Regions from separate parts of the Homo sapiens genome. Here region 1 is linked to region 2. A link is a contact called in ENCODE Hi-C or POLR2A ChIA-PET data. All regions are on one chromosome and are shown on one strand. Each heading gives the region's core, a stretch centred on a gene start or an enhancer-like site at or near the end of the contact. The rest is flanking DNA. Distances are from core to core; before and after follow the strand shown.

What was found. Hi-C counts contacts between places; a loop is a spot of excess contacts on that map. ChIA-PET counts read pairs that join two places held with the same protein, here RNA polymerase II (POLR2A). Pooled maps may share reads with other maps.
Region 1: a loop to region 2 is called in a pooled map, with 4 times the contacts of the local background. The contact joins the promoter of AMZ2 here to the enhancer-like site in region 2. A Hi-C loop is called at or near these places in 2 of 168 maps with a recorded cell type or tissue (GM11168 and K562) and 9 of 50 pooled maps. POLR2A ChIA-PET finds 5 or more read pairs at or near these places in 3 of 52 experiments (CD4-positive, alpha-beta memory T cell, activated CD4-positive, alpha-beta memory T cell and activated naive CD4-positive, alpha-beta T cell).

Annotation. Positions count from the first base shown.
Region 1 is chr17:68,244,601-68,251,199 of GRCh38, reverse strand. AMZ2 (archaelysin family metallopeptidase 2) reads right to left here and starts at 3,157. Exons shown (of 7, transcript NM_016627.5): 1 at 2,495-3,157; 2 at 730-1,012; 3 at 233-406; 4 at 22-150. The coding sequence starts at 1,012. RefSeq lists silencers at 1,672-1,721, 3,031-3,330 and enhancers at 3,545-4,090, 4,091-4,637.
Region 2 is chr17:64,977,974-64,984,677 of GRCh38, reverse strand. No RefSeq gene overlaps it. Among named protein-coding and RNA genes, the nearest start is that of LRRC37A3, 62 kb to the right of the region's middle. Within about 2 kb of position 3,942, at least 2 of the 41 ENCODE cell types and tissues checked have a DNase peak (open chromatin) inside an H3K27ac peak, as active enhancers do.

The DNA of each region.
Region 1 (6,599 bases), core at 1,908-4,407, 3.3 Mb before region 2:
ACAATGCCAAAAACGGAATACCATCTGTCAAAGAGGCCTGTCCAAAGACAAAATTCCACGAGTCTCTTGGGTAAAGATCAATCATTGTTATTCCCACAACACAGAAGGCATCTTCAGGTTTCTTCTTTTTCAAGAACTTCAGGATGTCCCCTATTTAAAAAGAAATACATAAATGTATGAGTGTATATTATATACATATACTCAGTTCGAATTGCAAAGTCGTGTAATTCACCTGCATGAATTTGTAGGTTGTGTGTGTTCTCATTGACTCTAAAGGAACATCTTGTTACAGAAACAGGAACTGGTTCTAGGAGTTTTACTCTCAAGCCATAGAAATATGCTTTACAGTAGCCCGTGAGCCATTTAATATATTCTTCACTGATAATTCTGGTGTTTCCTAGAGAGCCTACAATATGGAAGAACATTTAAAAACAGACTTTAAGATGATTATTCAGTGTTTACCCAGTCTATGAGTAAGAAGATTCAAATTAGAAACAAAACCAACTCTAAATTTTCAATAACCTTTATCATTCATTGGTGTTGCTATGAAACAAAAAGAAACAAAATGTTATCTTTTAAGTCAGTTTGGCTACAAAACTTGTACCGCCGCAATGAATATCAAAAACGATCCTAAAACGGCCCATCTGAATCAGACCCATAGCCTGGACTATTCCTGACAAGAGCGCCACTGCAAAACTGAACCAAAACCAGCACATTACCAGTATTTACCAATGGACTGTATATAAATGCTGCGTTTGTTTGGAGAGGGTGTCTTTCTGTAAGGATCACTGAAGAACTGTTCAAAGTCTTGGGGAGCCTCAGGGTGGGAGGTGATCCAATCTGATGGAGAATGCAAGGTAATGGGTCCAAAGAGATCACTGGCTGGCTGGAAGGCTTCATTCATTAAACGTTGTTCCCCAGCATTTAATTTCTCATACTGTGATACAAGCACTGGGTTCTTTGAGATGAGAGCTGTTTTTAGTGTCTGTTCGGAGTGCCGTATTATTTGCATCTAACAAAAAAAAGCAAGTAATCAAATATAAAAATACATATCTACATTGGGGACTTTACCTATCCTCTATATTTCAGCTCTGATTTCTCCCTAGAGTGAAATGACTGATTGCTAATGCTTTAGAGTGGTCACACTTAGAGTGGTTTCCTCATGTCCAATTTCTTGGAGATCTAAGAAATTAAAAAGACAATCATGAAATCCATTCCTCCATCTCATATGGAACCTGCTCCCATTACAAAAACTAGTGGTGGCCAGGTGTGGTGGCTCATGCCTGTAATTTCAGCACTTTGGGATAGGAGGATTGCTTGAGGCCAGGAGTTTGAGAACAGCTCAGGCAACATGGTGAGACCCTGTCTCTACAAAAAATTTAAAAATTCCCTGGGCATAGTTGTGCACATCTGTGGTCCTAGCTACCAGGGAGGCTGAGACAGGAGAATCACTTGAGCCCAGGAGCTTGAGGCTGCAGTGAGCCATGACTGTGCCACTGCACTCCAGCCTGGGCAAGAGTCCAAAACAAAAAAAAAAAACCTCACGGTGACCACAGGAGCAGGACCTCACACCCAACTTCCTTCTTTTGGGGAATAATATTGGCCTGGCACAGTGGCTCACGCTTATAATCCCAGCACTTTGGGAGGCCAAGGCAGAAGGATTACTTGAGCCTAGGAGTCTGAAATCAGCTTCGACATCATGGCAAAACCCCATATCTACAAAAAAATTAGCCGGATGTGGTGATGTGCACTTGTAGTCCCAGCTACTTGGCAGGCTAAGATGGGAGGATCATCTGAGCCCAGGAGGTCGAGGCTGCAGTGGGCCGTGATCGTGCCACTGCAGTCCAGCCTGGGCAATAGAGACTCTGTCTCAAAAAATAATAATATGAATTAACTCATCAGTGCCACATGAAAAATACTCATCGTTTCTAATGTGACTCAAAGATCTTCAACATCAAATAAAAACAAAACTAATGTAAGCCCTATCATTTCTGCAATTTAACTGCAGGCTGAGAAACTACAGCTTAGCCACTGAAGTTTATGGCCTCAAAGTCATGTCACATTAGGGAAGACATCAGATGACTAATCAAAAGCCAGCCTCACAATGACAGGTTTCTTCCATTCACATCGTGTTCCTATATAGAGCTTTCATCCTTCCTCTTGAATGGGTCCGATGTTCCACCACGAGGCTTTTTGAATTAAGGAAAAAGTTGAACATCTCTGTCTGGATCATCTTTGTCATATTTTCTAATTATTTAGATTTTGCCAGTTTAATGATAGACGATTGATGGGAAAACTTAAGCTAATGTCTGTTCTGATTGAACCTATAAATTCTGGGGTTGAAGAGGCTGACTAAAATTCCAGACCAAATGTCTCTGTACTCAAAGCTCTGATATAAGCATAGGCTCATCCTCACTCCTACACAACTGGGCTGAAATCTGACTTCTACAGGACAAAATATAAAACAAGATGTACCTTCCTGTAGTCTACCTACCTTGATTAGGAAGGAAGGCTCCCATGGAAGCTTTTAACTTACAAGGACGGACATGTCTGGGCCTGGCTGGAAGAAAGTTGTGGAGTGTGACTTCATCTTAATATTAAAAAGGCAGTGTGAAAGGTCAGGAGGCCTCCTCTTGCCTCCCAAGCCTAATCTAGGGAAGCTGCGGGAGAAGATGGGCAGGGGGCGCAGAATTCGGTCACTGCAGTGGGCTGGAGGCCTAGGATGCTTTGGTCCCAAAACCAGAACATCACGGGCAAACGGGAAGGAGCTGGCCACCCTGGCTGGTTGCCTATAGCAACTCGCACTGTGGGCTCTGGTCCATGCAGACACAACCCAGTCTCCAGCTGGGAGTGGAGTGGGGGTTCCCCAGGGACTCTCGCTTCGCCTCTTCTTCCCCAGGAGCCTCGGGAAAGGCCTCCCTGGCTCCCTAGAGGCACCGACCCCGCGGACCCCGCGGCTTCCGCCACGTCCGCCCCTCCTACATCCTCATCCCGCTCCACCGACCGCGACCGGCCCCCGCCTCTACGACCCGGCTACCCTGCCTAGGGGCCCCGGCCCAGCTCTGACAGCACCCGCGAACCGCCCTGACCCGACAGGCCTCGATACCACCCACCCGCGGCAGCCCTCACGCGCATGCGCACCGCGTCCCTTCGCACTGCGCCACGCCACGCCCACTGGCGCCACGCCCCTTACGCCACGCGCCGCGCCGCTGCGTCGCGCACGCCCTGTGGGCCCCGCCCAACTCACGACCCACCCATGCCACGCCCCTGAGCGTGCGGCCGCCTGGGCAGGCGCAGAGCTGGAGTTCAGCGGCCGCGACCCGCCTCTTCCAGAATAGAGGGTAGCGAGGGGACTACAAGCCCCAGCTGTCCACCCCCGCAGTCGCCGATTCCTCGCTTGCGCTCGCGGCGGCTCCGCGGCCCGGTTCTCGAGAGCCACAGATGCGCCCGCGTCGCTGGGGTCTCCCGTGTGGGAACGTCCTCGGCAGGCCGCGGGTTTGAGAGGCATCGCCGGCGTGACGAATGCAACCAGCGTGGCCCCAAATGAGTCGGCGGCCGCCGCAGGTTGACGTAGAGCCGCAGCGCTCCCCGGGGCCGTCACCCTCAGCACTTTCCCTTCTTTATTTGTTGGGGGCCGCGGGGGCTGGAACCCAGAAGCGCAAGTGTGGGGCGCGTCCTCGTGGCGTCCCTGGCGCTCCGAGGCCGAAACCCGGATGCTGAGGGGAGGCCGTGAGCTCGGAAAGGCACCGCGGGGCCGGCATTAGGGCTGAGCTAGCTCTGTACCCTCTGGTGGGACTTTCGGTCTCTCTGGGCCTCGCCATTCTCTTTCTTTTTCTTGCTTTTTTTTTTTTTTTTTTTTTTTTGGAGACGGAGTCTTGCTCTGTTGCCCAGGCTGGAGTGCAGTGGGACAGTCTGGGCTCAGTGCAACCTTTGCCTCCTGGGTTCAAGCGATTTTCCCGCCTCAGCCTCCCCAGTAGCTGGAACTACAGGTGCCCGCTATCACGTCCGGCTAATTTTTGTTATTTTTAGTAGAGATGGGGTTTCACCATGTTGGCCAGGCTGGTCTCGAACTCCTGACCTCAAGTGATCCGCCCGCCTTGGCCTCCCAAAGTGCTGGGATTACAGGCGTGGGCCACCGCGCCCGGCTTTTTTTTTTTTAATACGGGTTTTCACCCTGTTACCCAGGCTGGTCTCGAACTCCTGCGCTCAGGTGATCCACCCCCCCGCACCCCGGTCTCCCACAGTGCTGGAATTACAGGCGTGAGCCACGGCGCCCGGCCTGTTATTTTGAAGTCAAGCTATTTTACCATCCTCTGGATTTTCGTCATCCTAATTCTCCTTCCCAGTCTCAAGGAAAGACAGGCACATTTTCTTGATGACTTCAGCATTTGTAACCCCTTGTTGGCTCTCCTTAGAGGACATTAACTCTGAACCTTTCAACTTCGAGGATCTCTTTAGCCCTTCCTTATTTGTTCACTCTCCTGGATCATGAATTCTCCAAATTTGTCCTTTGAACCCAGTGCCCATATCCACCCTCACCTGAACCCATTCTTGAATAAAATGCATTCCTACCATGACTGTTCTCAAAGTTTGAAGTTGAGAATACCGATGCGCCACTCCTGCTTCAATGCTTGAGAAGTCGTGGGCTTTCTTCCATGTGCCTTTTGACTGGGCGCCTATCTCCCGACAGCCTGAGGTGGTGTAGCATAGGGGCGAAGGTGGTCTGTGCTTGAATCCCAAAACCCTCACTAGCGTGGGACCTGTGTCAACTACTTGACCTCTTTTGTAAAACGGAGACAATTACAGCACATCTTTTTTTATTATTATTACTTGACACGAAGTCTCGCTCTGTCATCCAGACTGGAGTGCAGTGGTGCGATCTCGGCTCACTGCAACTTATGCTTCCTGGGTTCAAGCGATTCTCGTGCCTCAGTCTACAGAGTAGCTGGGACTACAGGCACACACCACCACGCCCGGCTAATTTTTTTTTTTTTTTTTTTTTTTGTATTTTTAGTAGAGACAGGGTTTCGTCATGTTAGCCAATTTTTGTATTTTTAGTAGAGACGGGGTTTCACCATGTTGGCCAGGCTGGTCTTGAACTCCTGACCTCAGGTGATCCACCTACTTCGGCCTCCCAAAGTGCAGGGATTACAGGCGTGAGCCACCGCGCCCCACCTACAGCACATCTTAACAGAATTTTAGGGATCAAATGAGTTCCTTTGGATACTGTGCCTGTTTTTGACTGAACAGCTGTCTTCTGACATCCTGAGTGGCTTCTTTAGCTTAGTTGTCACCTCTTCTATAGCCTCATCCTGCCTCATGACAAAACTTTACTTCTGCCTGTTCATTGCCTTGTGTGTACATAATAATACTGCAGTTGTCCTTGTCACAATGATTGTAACCTATTTCTTACATGTCACCCTTACTCAACTGCGAGATGCTTGAGGGTAAAGACTCTCTATACGAGGTGTCTGAAGCATAAAAGGTATTCACTAGATTTTCAGTCAGTTTTTTGGTATTCATTAAAAAGAACTTCATTTTGCGTTTAAACTGTTTAAATTTCTAAATCATGAACTTTGTACTTGCTCACAAATTTTAGGATAGCATTATTTCTGCATGGTCTAATATTTATTTTCTTAAATAACTGACCAGGCATGGTGTCTCATGCCTATGATCCCAGCACTTTGGGAGGCTGAGACAGGAGAAAGGAGAATCACTTGAGCCTAGGACTTCCAGACCAGCCTGGTCAACATAGGGAGACCCCATCTCTAAAAAAAAAGAAAAAAGAAAAAAAAAAAGCCAGGTGTAGTGACACATGCCTGTAGTCTCAGCTACTTGGGAGGCAGAGGTGGGAGGATGGGTTGAGCCTAGGAGATCGAGGCTGCAGTCAGCTGTGATTCACAGCACTTCAGCCTGGGCAACAGAGTGAGACCCTGTTCAAAAAAATAAACAAATAAACACCTTAGTGCTTCGGGGGGGTTAGGTTTTTTTTTTTTTTTACATTAGAAGGAAAAGACACTTTCTCTTACTAAGGTATTTTTGCCTGTTAACTAATATGCAGTTGCAGAATGAACCATAGTCTGTCTGCATTTCAAAGAGCACTACAAGTTCTGATATTTAAAATGAGTGTATATGCCAGTGGCCCAAGGTTGGAGAAGAAAGTTGGTAACAAATTGGAAGGTGGCAGAAAGCAGGAAAGAAATGTAACATATATGGCAGATGAAGGGTTTTAAAATAGCTTTTACAAATCAGCACAGAAAAGATAAACACCATGACATAAAAATGAGCAAAAAATATGAACCATATAACCCGAATGGTCCATTAACATCCATGTGTTCAACTTTACTGAACACATGAATGAAATAAAATAAAAAACACTAATAATTTTTTCTTACCTGCTAATTTGGCCAAGCTGTTTGTTTTGAAATAATTTCTAGCTAAAAGAAAAGTGGCAAAAGTAGTATAAAGAATCCCTGCATTCTCTTCACCCAGATTCCCCAGTACTTAACATTTTACCTCATTTCTTTATCATTCTCATCCTTTTTGTGTCTTTATCTCTGTCTCTATATGAAAATATACATTGTTTTCCTGAACCATTT
Region 2 (6,704 bases), core at 2,693-5,192:
TCCATTTCCTCAGAGCAGTTGATATCAGCTAAGGGCCAGGGGAAAAGCAAAAGGAGAAGATATGAATTCACACTAGTAGGTGAATCATGGAGAACCTCTTAACCCTCTTAATATCTTCTCATGTTAAAATGAATTAGTTGTGAGACTTGAGAGTCCTTGTGGCAGTATGGGTTAGGGATGAACACGGTGACTAAGGATTCGGAATTCACACACACATTAGTAGGACTCTTAGGCTCTTCACTGCACCTGCTTCCAGAACACTGGCAGTCAGTTAGGAAATGATCCTACTCTGGAAAAAAAATGCAATGGTCGCAGAGAAGAAACTTTCAAGTTCAGACACTGGGGAGAATCCCCTCAGTGAATAAGCTGATTATCTGCCAGATTGCCTCTGAGAATAAGCCACATTCATGCACACAGAACCCCCCACCAGTTTTTTGTGCCTCATAATGAAATCTTAACAGATAGCCAAAGATTACCAGATGTTTATGGAAAGTTCTAACATGAAACAAAAAGACCAAAACAGAGGAAACAACAGAACAAATCTTCAAAAGTAGTATAGTTACTATCTATAGAGAAATAAGAAAAGGCATTTTATCCATGAAATAGGATGTATTTTAGACTTTCAGGATGCCGTAACAAAATATGATACACTGGGTGGTTTATAAACAAAGAAATTTATTTCTCATGGTTCTAGGGACTGGAATCCAAGATCAAGGTGCTGATTTGGTGTCTGGGGAGGGCCTGCTTTCTGGTTCAGAGATAGTGTCTTCTTGCAGTGGCCTCACGTGGAGGAAGGGGTGAGCTGACTCCCTTGGGTCTCTTTTATAAAGGCACTAATACTATTCATAAGGGTTCCATTCTCATGGCCTGATCACCTCCCAAAGGTTCCCATCTACAAATACTATCACGTTGGGGGTTAGGTCTCAACATAGAAATTTGGGGGGACACAGACATTCAAACCATCGCAGGGTGCAAAATAAAATAATCATAACAAGAAAGGGATTTTGGCTATTGAAAAGCAGAATAGTTTAAAGTAAGTATTCAAAAGAAAAGATAGAAGATAATTTATAAAGTCTGGGCACAGTGGCTCACACCTATAATCCCAGCACTTTGGGAGGCCGAGATGGGTGGATCACGAGGTCAGGAGTTCAAGATCAGCCTGGCCAAGATGATGAAACCCCATCTCTACTAAAAATACAAAAAAAAAAAAAATTAGCTGGGTGTGGTGGTGGGTGTCTGTAATCCCAGCTACTAGGGAGGCTGAGGCAGAGAACTGGTTGAAACCAAGAGGTGGAGGTTGCAGTGAGTTGAGATCGCACCACTGCACTCCAGCCTGGGCAACAGAGCGAAACTCTGTCTCAAAAAAAAAAGAAAAGAAAAGAAAAAGAAAAAAAATAATTGATAAAAACTTCAGAATGTAGTACAAAAAGATGGAAAAAATGTGAGAGATAAGAAAATTTGAGGATCTATTCTGAAAGTCCAACATCCAGCAAGAATGGAGGGAAGGAAATTATCAAAAAAATAATACCAGAAAATTTCTCAGAATGAAAGGATAAGAGTCTCAGTATCAAAGGGCCTGCTAAGTGAGCCACAAAATGAATGAGAAGAAAGGTTCAGGCTAAGGCACATCTTTATAACCCTTCAGAACGCTAAGGATAAAAAGGAGACCCTATAATCTTCCTAAAAATAACAGATAACATACAAAGAACTAGGAATCAAAATGGCATTGAACATCTCAGTAGCAACATTGGAAGTCAGAAGAAACTGGAGCAAACTGTTTATAATTCTGAGGGGAAATGATTTGCAATCTAGAATTCCACACCAACTCAATAAATTCTCAATCAAGTATGAGGGCAGGATAAAAACATTTTCAGATGTCAAAGTTCTCAAAATATTTATCTCTATGTACCTTTATTCCAGAAGGTTCTGGGGATGTGCTACTGAAACCAAAGGAGTAGGCCAGGAAAGAGGAAGACAGAATTTAGTAATTTAAGAAACAGGGGATCCAACAGAGCAAAGTGTAGTTGCAGTCCTAGGAACAGCTATGCAGTAGGCCCATGGATGACCAGTATAGATAGGAATGTGGAGATGAGGGTACCCAGAAAAAAAATGTAACTAGTGTAAACGGGCCATGTAGAGAAGCATTAAAAAACAAAGTAAAGAATCAGAGAATCATAAAAAATAAGGCACATGCATGTTATATAGTTTTTTAAAAGAAAATAAATAATAGAAATCAAGTGATGATTAACTCTAGGCAAAAATAAAGAGGTTCTACAAGAAAGAAAGCATGGTCATAGTACACTACTTGGCTCTGTAGTACACAATGTTTGCATAATCATCATAATGTAAACACTGACCACCAGATTCAACCAAAATGTGTGATATAATCACCAGAGGAATGAGAGGTAGAAAGTATGATGTATGAGAGTTAAGTCCTCATCTCTCATGGCAATAAATTAACAGATGCTACCTAAAATCAAAAGATCAAGAAATCTCACTATACACACATTGTTGAGAAACATGGAGATAAATACCAGAAAAAACAGCCAAGGAGTTGAGAACAGTAGCCTCTAGGAAGTTGGCCTATGGGGTGGGGACTATTACTTTTCATTACAATGCTTTTAGTACTTCTTAGCTTTTAAAAATGTATATTTGGAATATTTTCATATATATAGTAATTTTATTATTTATTTATTTTTTGAGACCAAGTGTTGCTCTATTATCCAAGCTGAAATGCAGTGGTGTGATCTCAGGTCACTGCAACCTCTGCCTCCCAGGTTCAAGCGATTCTCCTGCCTCAGCCTCCCAAGTAGCTGGGACTACAGGTGTGTGCCACCACACTTGGCACACTTGGCTAATCTTCTGTGTGGTTTTTTTTTTTTTTTTTTTTTAGCAGAGACGGGGTTTTGCCACATTGGCCAGGCTGGTCTCGAACTCCTGACCTAAGTGATCCGCTTGCCTTGGCTTCCCAAAGTGCTGAGATTACAGGCGTGAGCCACTGCACCCGGTCCATAAAGTAATTTTAAAATAAAGTCAACAAATTAGGAAGACAAAGGATGGCTTGGTTGTTAATCTAAATGAATCTCTAGTTAGTGGTATGTTGGTGTAAGTAAAATTCAGAGACCATAGAAAAATAGATTGAGGAGCAGCTGAAAGCCTAGGCAGAAAGACAGAGGCAGAGAACCACCTAGAAAACATGGAGAAGCTGTTATGCCCAAGGGTCATTTGTATATTTAGGAATGCCTAAATATTAATACACTACTGACTTGTTAAATTGCTTTCTGACTGTAAAAGTAATAATACTTATTGTAGAAAGTTTGGAAAAGGCAAATTAACAAGTAAAGCAGGAGAGAGAGAAATCAAAACCACCAAATATCTCATTATTCATAGATTATTACTTATCAGCACTTTCTTTTTTTTTTTTTTTTGGACACAGAGTGAGTACAGTGGCACGATCTTGGCTCACTGCAACCTCCGCCACCCTGGTTCAAGTGATTCTCATGGCTCAGCCTCCCGAGTAGCTGGGATTTCAGGCGTGTGCTACCATGCCCAGCTAATTTTTGTATTTTTTAGTAGAGATGGGGTTTCGCCTTGTTGGCCAGGCAGGTCTGGAACCCCTGACCTCAGATGATCTGCCTGCCTCAGCTTCCCAAAGTTCTGGAGTTACAGTCATGAGCCACCATGCCCGGCCAAGCACATCTTTTTAAAACAAAAATAAGATTACAACATATAGGCCAGGCAAGATGGCTCATGCCTGTAATCCCAGCACTTTGGAAGGTGGAGGCATGCAGATGGCTTGAGCCCAGAAGTTCAAAACCAAAACAAGCCTAGGCAACATGGTGAAACCCCTTCTCTACAAAAAACACAAAACATTAGCCAAGTGTAATGGTGCATACCTATAATCCCAGCTACTTGGGAGGCTGAGGTGGGAGAATCACCTGATCCTGAGACGTCCAGGCTGCAGTGAGCTGTAATCACACTACTGTACTCCAGCCTGGGTGACAGAGTAAGGCCCCGTCCCAAAAAAAAAAAAAAAAAAATTACAACGTGTAAACATTTCTGTGTCACACTTTATTTCCCCTTAGCATTTCTCTAGGTCACTACTGTCTTTGAGAAATGATTTTTTTTTTTCTTGAGATAGTCTCGCTCTGTCGCTCAGGCCGGAGTGCAGTGGTGTGACCATGGCTCACTGCAACCTCTTTCTGCCAGGTTCAAGCGATTCTCCTGCTTCAGCCGCCTGAGTAGCTGGAACTACAAGCATGTGCCACCACACCTGGCTAATTGTTGTATTTTTAGTAGAGACCGGGTTTCGCCATGTTAGCCAGGCTGGTCTTGAACTCCTGACCTCAGGTGATCAGCCTGTTTTGGCCTCCCAAAGTGCTGGGATTACAGGCATGAGCCACTGTGCCCAGCTGAGAAATGATTTTAAATAGATGCTTAGTATTCTAACATATGAATGTACATGTAATTTATGGTCTATGATTAATAATTTATGCTTTTCCAGTCTCCAATAGCTGGATATTTTGATTGTTTCTAATTTTCATAATTATAAATAATATTTTGTTGACTATCCTTAACCATAAGTCTGTGAGATCTCTTATTGGGTCAATAGGTATGAACATTTTAAAAGCTATTAATACTCCATGTCAGGTTGTTCACCAGAAAGATTCGACCTGTTTATACACTCCGCCAGGACAGTCTACCATCATTGGACATTATCATCAAATACAACTTTTTAGTAACCATGTTAATGTATCACACAATCAAAAAAAGATCAAGGTTGGGGGGAAATTCATAAAATGGAATGCAAACAAAAATAAATGAACCTAACTATATTTCATGTTAATAACAATACTACACTGAAGGGCAGAATTGGGAGGGGGAACTAACCTAGGTAGGTAACTTGAACACAGTTATTTTAATATATATCCTCTGGCTATAAAGAACCTTAAATACATACTAATTGGTAGAATTGTTTTCCTGCAGTGCTATGGATTAGGAATTCTGAAATTATTTTTAGTACATATTCTAGTACAGAGCAAATAAATAAATAAATTGTGAATAACAGGAGCCAGGTTTCTCTCTACTGATGAAGGACATCATACATATGGAAAAATGGAAGGCTAGAATGAATGAACTCTGTGGTGTCAGGCTGGACTGGAATTGGAAATGTCAGTATGGACTCATGTTTTAGTTGTACTGTGGCTACTTACGAAAATGTGCTTGATTTTTGGGAATATACTATGAGGTATTTAGGAGTCCAGGGCATCATGTCTGCAACTTACTTTTTTTTGGAGACAGTCTTGCTCTGTTGCCCAGGCTGGAGTGCAATAACGTGATCTCAGCTCACTGCAACCTCCGCCTCCTGGGTTCAAGCGATTCTCCTGCCTCAGCCTCCCAAGTAGTTGGGATTACAGGCATGTAACGCCACACCCTGCTAATTTTTGTATTTTTAGTAGAGATTGGGTTTCACCATTTTGGCCTGGCTGGTCTCAAACTCCTGACCTCAAGTGATCAACCCACCTCAGCTTCCCAGAGTGCTGGGATTACAGGCGTGAGCCACTGCACCCGCCCCCGGCCTGCAATTTACTCTCAAACAGTTCAGGGAAACAATGTACATTTACATATAGAGAGAGACAGAGATAAAGACACAGAAAGAAAGAGAATGATAAAGAAATGAGGTAAAATGTTAAGTACTGGGGAATCTGGGTGAAGAGAATGCAGGGATTCTTTATACTATTTTTGCCACTTTTCTGTTAGCTTGAAATTATTTCAAAATAAACACTTTGGCCAAATTAGCAGGTAAGAAAACATTATTAGAGTGGTTTTCCTTTGAGTTCATTCATGTGTTCAATAAAGTTGAACACATGGATGTTAATGAACCATTCGGATTATATGGTTCATATTTTTTGCTCATTTTTATGTCATGGTGTTTTTCCGTGTTGATATGTAAAAGCTATTTTTAAACCCTTCATCTGCCGTATATGTTACATTTCTTTCCTGATTTCTGCCACCTTCTAATGTTGTTACCAACTTTCTTTTCCAACCTTGGGCCACTGGCATATACACTCATTTCTAAATATCAGAACTTGTAGTGTTCTTTGAAATGCAAACAGCCTATGGTTCATTTTGCAACTGCATATTAGTTAACAGGCAAAAATACCTTAGTAAGAGAAAGTGTCTTTTCCTTCTAATGAAAAAAAAAAAAAAAAACTAACCCCCCTGAAGCACTAAGGTGTTTATTTATTTACTTTTTTGAACAGGGTCTCACTCTGTTGCCCAGGCTAAAGTGCTGTGAATCATGGTTCACTGCAGCCTCGACCTCCCAGGCTCAATCCATCCTCCCACTTCAGCCTCCCAAGTAGCTGAGACTACAGGCATGTGTCACTACACCTGGCTTTTTTTCTAGAGATGGGGTCTCCCCCTATGTTGACCAGGCTGGTCTGGAACTCCTAGGCTCAAGTGATCCTCCTGTCTTAGCTTCCCAAAGTGCTGGGATCATAGGCATGAGACACCACGCCTGGTAAGTTTTTTTAAAAAAATAAATATTAGACCATGCAGAAACATGCTATCCTAAAATTTTTGAGCAAGTACAAAGTTCACGATTCAGAAATTTAAACAGTTTAAATGCAAAATGAAGTTCTTTTTAATGAATACCAAAAAACTGTCAGGAGATCGAGACCATCCTGGCTAACACGGTGAAA